Regions from separate parts of the Homo sapiens genome. Here region 1 is linked to region 2. Evidence: chromatin contacts called from ENCODE Hi-C or POLR2A ChIA-PET data. All regions are on one chromosome and are shown on one strand. Each heading gives the region's core, a stretch centred on a gene start or an enhancer-like site at or near the end of the contact. The rest is flanking DNA. Distances are from core to core; before and after follow the strand shown.

The links. A loop is a pair of places that touch in the nucleus more often than their neighbours do. ChIA-PET counts read pairs that join two places held with the same protein, here RNA polymerase II (POLR2A).
Region 1: a map of transverse colon shows a loop between it and region 2 (16-fold over the local background). The contact joins the promoter of KLK11 here to the enhancer-like site in region 2. A Hi-C loop is called at or near these places in 1 of 168 maps with a recorded cell type or tissue (transverse colon). POLR2A ChIA-PET finds 5 or more read pairs at or near these places in 1 of 52 experiments (A549).

Annotation. Positions count from the first base shown.
Region 1 is chr19:51,025,181-51,027,899 of GRCh38, reverse strand. It overlaps KLK11 (kallikrein related peptidase 11), which reads left to right and starts at 1,284. Exons shown (of 6, transcript NM_001136032.3): 1 at 1,284-1,362; 2 at 2,234-2,308. The coding sequence starts at 2,269. RefSeq lists enhancers at 1-529, 1,089-1,646, 1,647-2,205.
Region 2 is chr19:44,675,881-44,678,580 of GRCh38, reverse strand. CEACAM19 (CEA cell adhesion molecule 19) reads right to left here. Exons shown (of 8, transcript NM_001127893.3): 3 at 2,160-2,310. Among named protein-coding and RNA genes, the nearest start is that of CEACAM19, 5.7 kb to the right of the region's middle. Within about 2 kb of position 1,365, at least 4 of the 41 ENCODE cell types and tissues checked have a DNase peak (open chromatin) inside an H3K27ac peak, as active enhancers do.

The sequences.
Region 1 (2,719 bases), core at 35-2,534, 6.3 Mb before region 2:
GGAGGGAGGGAGTGAGGGGTGATCATACCAGCGGAGGCACATTTGCTGAGCCCCCCCGCAGTCTGCTCTTTCCAAGTGGACCCTCCTGGAAGCCTGATCCCAACCTCCCCTGCAAGCAGGTCTGTCACCCCCATCTCTCAGATGAAGAAACTGAGCCTTGCAGGGGTGGAGTCCCTTGTCCCCACGTCATAAGGGTAGTCATAGTAGTAGGAAGAGGAAGCACCTAGGTTTGAGGCCAGGGCTGGCTGCTGTCAGAACCTAGGCCCTCCCCTGCCTTGCTCCACACCTGGTCAGGGGAGAGAGGGGAGGAAAGCCAAGGGAAGGGACCTAACTGAAAACAAACAAGCTGGGAGAAGCAGGAATCTGCGCTCGGGTTCCGCAGATGCAGAGGTTGAGGTGGCTGCGGGACTGGAAGTCATCGGGCAGAGGTCTCACAGCAGCCAGTAAGTGAACAGCTGGACTCGGGCTGCCTGGGCGGCAGGGAGAAGCGGGCAGGGGAAGGGTCAGCAGAGGAGCGAGGCCCCAGAGGAGCCCTGGGGTGGAGCACAGCCAAGGGCTCTGTTCCCTTTCCTGGACTCGGCTTCCACAGGCCCTGACCTGCCTCCCCCACCCTCCGGTCCTGCCCCTGTGCCTGGCAGCAGCCCCACCTGTGTGACATCCCAGCACACCCCCCCTCTCCTTGCAAAGGAGAAGGGAGCGGCCTAGGGGAGGCCAGGGGCCCACCTGGGCTGGGGCTGTGGAGAGGGAGTGGCTGGGACGGGAGGAAAAAGAGAGACGGAGATTAGATGGAAGAAGAGGGATTTCAAGACAAATTGCCAGAGATGCAGTCAGAGAGACTGACTGAGAGACACAAAGATAGAAGGAATTAGAGAAAGGGCCACACAGAGCCAGACAGAGAGAGAAGAGTGGAGATGGAGACAGGGACGAGGACAGAGAAAGGCAGACAGACACATAGGGACAGAAAGAGAAAAATCACACAAAGTCAGAATTACTGAATGACAGGGAATGACACATAGAACGAGACACAGATTCAGAGACTCAGGGCAGGGAAAGGAAGGCTGCAGACAGACAGACAGACAGAGGGAGGCTGAGACACAGGGAGAAGAGGGGCTTGGAGAGGTGGCACAGGCAGGCAGCCAGTGCCTCAGAGGCCTCCGGGGAGGGCCCTCACACACACCCCGCCCCGGGGCATTAAGGCAGGGCTTGGAGGCCAGTCATCCTGGGCCCGCCCAGGGCCGCCCCCCTGCCAGCCCGCCTGCCTGGTGCCTGGCACCTGGCGCTCCAACCCAGCCTACCTGCTGTAGCTGCCGCCACTGCCGTCTCCGCCGCCACTGGGCCCCCAGAGCCCCAGCCCCAGAGCCTGTGAGTCCAGGAGGAAAGGGAAGCTGCCCCTCCCCGTCCAGGTGTCAGCCCTCCCCAAGGACACCTGTCCCACTCGGGCACCCATTTCTCCCTCTGCTCTGTCCTTCTCTGCTTGGGTGGGGGTTCCTGGCCTCTCTCTACACCTCTCACCTCCGATGGCTGTCCGCAGCCTCAGTTACCTCTAATCTCCATGGCTTCAGCTGCTGAGCTGGCCCTCTGCTCCCACCCCCGCTGGCCAGGGCAGCGGAGGGCACTGGCCCTCCCCTCGACCAGCCCCGCCCAGCTTTGCTTGGCTGTCCTTCAAAAGGGCAGGGGTTTGGCGGACAGGGCTTCAGCAAGCCGGGTGATGGGGGTCCCAGACATTGTCTGGGGCTGAGCCCCCTACTCCCCTCCAGCAGACCTCAAAGGCTCCATATCGCTCTGCTGCGAAGACAATGAAAAAGGGGTGGCTACGGAACGGTGTCTGGTTCCCCTTGTCCTTCCACCCCAAGCTGCTGGGGCCTGGCCAGCTCTCAAGGCAAGAAGGAAAACATCCTCTGACATGTGCCGGGGAGGTCCCATGGCTGACTTGAACAGGGCCGAACCATGGCTTGACAGCTCAAAGCCCCTCCCAACGACTTCCACATGGTTCTTGGTATCTCGGAAGCTTCTAGCTGTGACCAGGCCCTCTCCAAGGCCACCCTAGACACCTAAGATATATTTTAAGTGTTTGGAGATCTGAGTGCTGTGAGAAACAGGGGATTTCCCCAACCTTGTTTCTCCCAAGTGGGGAGCGGGAGCAGGTGAGGGAGAGAGGAGAGGGCATGAGCCAGCCCCCCCCTCCCGATTTCCCCGTAAAGTGATGCGGCCCCATGTCCCTCCTTGTTCCCAGAGGAACCTGGGGCCCGCTCCTCCCCCCTCCAGGCCATGAGGATTCTGCAGTTAATCCTGCTTGCTCTGGCAACAGGTACGCAGGGGATGGGGGCAGGGCAGGATCCTCCCTCTTGAATCTCTGGGATCCCCTAACCCTCTGTGTCTGGACAGTGACAGGGCTGATTCCAAATTACAGAACAACCCATAAGGCACCTGAACTGGAGCAGTGGTCATGAGGGCCTGGATGCCCTTCTAGATAATCCCTTTAAATGCCAAAGGAGGAGAGGTCAAGGGGGTCGTAAAGGGTCCCGTGGAGGGGCTGAGGAAGCTGGAGTTGGGGGAGCAGTCACTCAAAGCGCCCAGGACAGGGGCTACTGACCAACCAGTATGGAAGTATTTCCTTTTTTTTTTTTCCCAGAGACAAAGTCTTGCTCTATTGTCCAGGCTGGAGTGCCGTGGTGCCAACACGGCTCACTGCAGTCTTGACTTCCCGGGCTTAAGTGAT
Region 2 (2,700 bases), core at 116-2,615:
AAATTAGCCAGGCGAGGTGGTGGGTGCCTGTAATTCCAGCTACTCAGGAAGCTGAGGCAGGAAAATCGCTTGAACCCCTGAGGCGGAAGTTGCAGTGAGCCGAGATCGCGCCACTGGATTCCAGCCTGGGCGACAAGAGCAAAACAAGAAGAAGAAGAAAAAAAAGCTTGGAAATGGTGCACTCCTGTAGTCCCAGCTACTTGGGGGGCTGAGATGGGAGGATGGCTTGAGCCCAGCAATTCAAGACAGCCAGGGCAACACAGGGAGATCTTATTTTTACAAAAAGTAAAAAATAAGCTAGGCATGGTGATGCATGCCTGTAATTCGAGCACTTTGGGAGGCTGAGGCAGAAGGACCGCTTAAGGCCAGGAGTTTGAGGTCAGCTTGGGCAACATAGCAAGACCCCATCTCTACAAAAAATAATAATACAGATAATTAGCCAGGTGTGGTAGCACAGGCCTGTGGTCCCAGTTACCCAGGAGGCTGAGGTGGGAGGATCACTTGAGCCCAGGAGTCTGAGGCTGCAGTAAACTATGATCATGCCACTGCACTCCAGCCTGGGTGATAAAGCAAGACCCTGTCTCTTTAAAAAAGAAAAAGAAATAGGCCAGGCGCAGTGGCTCATGCCTGTAATTCCAGCACTTTGGGAGGCCGAGGCTGGCGGATTGCCTGAGATCAGGAGTTTGAGACCATCCAGGGCAACATGGTGAAACCCCATCTCTACTAAAATACAAAAAATTAGCCGGGCGTTGTGGTGCACGCCTGTAGTCTCAGCTACTTGGGAGGCTGAGGCACGAGAATTGCTTGAGTCCCGGAGGTGGAGGTTGCAGTGAGCCAAGATTGCGCCACTACACTGCAGCAAGACTCTGTCTCAAAAAAAAAAAAGAAGAAGAAGAAAACAGAATCCATGGCACATAAGGAAGAGTTGAGAAAGGAGACAAAATTGCTGCTTTCATATTCTGGGAACTGGTGAGTGGCAGAAAAATTAGACATCTTATCTACAATCAGTTCAGAATCAATTTCAAGAGACAAAGTTCTGAAGACGCTGATGTCATAAGAAAGGAATTTTTCACGAATAGACTCTCCCTGGGGGAAACAGGACTGTCTCTCTCTCCTCTCTCTCCTCTCTCTCTCTCTCTCTCTCTCTCCATACAAGTAGGTAGCATCTGATAGCTGTGCCTGCTGCTGCCCACTCCCCTTCTTTGACAATAGCAACCAGTTTTGTTTTCCTTTGGAGAGCCGGTCTACACTCTCAATCCACTTGATTAAACGGAGTTGGATCTAGCCCAGTCTCTGGGGCTGCACAAATAGCCCAACTTTGGCCAATCAGAGCTTTCCCTGGCCACCAACCCCTGGCCACAGTGATTGGTTCATGAAAAGTCATGTGATCTGAGTTAAGCCAATGAGAGGTAGACTTGGGGCTCTTGTTGGAACTACCAGGAACAAGGTGGTCTCCTTGCTAGGAATGGCTAAACCAGTGGAGTATGAGCCTGGGCCCCCTGGGAGTGATCTTGTGGCAACAGGGGAGAGCCTGCCTGAGAATGAAGCCACCGAAGAAAAATACAGAGTTGACGAGTATATAAAGGAGTCATTTGAGAACATTGAGCCCCTGGATGCAGCCTACCTGAATAAGTTATGTAGTATTAAACAATTCCTTGTTTTTTGGGCAGGGAACAGTGGCTCATGCCTGTATTCTCAGCACTTTGGGAGGCCAAAGCTGGAGGATCACTTGAGCCCAGGAGTTCGAGACCAGCCTGGGCAAAACCCCATCTCTACAAAAATAAAAAAAATTAGCCAGGCTTGGTGGTGCACACCTGTAGTCTCAGCTACCTGGGAGGCTGAGGTGAAAGACTCACCTGAGTCCGGGGAAGTTGAGGCTGCAGTGAGTCGTGATTGTGCCACTGCACTCCAGCCTGGGTGACAGAGCGAGACCCTGACTAAAATTCCTTCTTTTTGGTAAGTCAGTTTAAGAATAGGTTTTCTGTCCCTTGCAATGCAGAATTCTGTTTAATACAGGATAGAAAGATTCTTTTCACCCCAGGAGTTCCAAGATTTGATGAGATTGTGTATGAGCCGGATGATGTGACTTGTGGAAGAATCCATGGGGCTTGAGAAGACAGTGGGAGCAGACAGGAGAGGGACACTTGGGGACCCTGTACCTGTGGCTCTGGCCCCTCCAGTTCCTTGTCACCAGGAGATAGGCAATGCAGCTGATGAGAAGGGCCCCGGCAGCAAGAGATCCAATGATGGTGGCCGCCAGGATCCCAGCGTTGGTGGGCAGGTGTGTACTGGGCAGCTCCTTATTCTTTTCTGAGGGGTGAGAGAAAGAAAGAGAGAGGGGGGACTGTGCGATGTCTCCTGAGGGCTCCCCCAGTCCCTCACCGACTATATCAGTGACTGCATGGAGAACTGAGGTGCAGTTTCCTATTTCCAGCCCAGAGCTTTCTCCTGCTTTTCAGATCTGAGTATCCAACCATCTGGGTGGCACATAAAATCCAACATGTCCCAGCGGGCTGGGCGTGGTGCTCACACCTGTAATCCCAGCAATTTGGGAGGCCGATGGGGGAGGATCACTTGAGCCCAGGAGTTCAAGACCAGCCTGGGCAACATAGTGAGACCCTATCTCTATTAAAAAAAAAATTTCAACATGTCCCAGATGGAACTCCTTAGCTGTCCTATATCTCGATGTTGCTGCTTCCC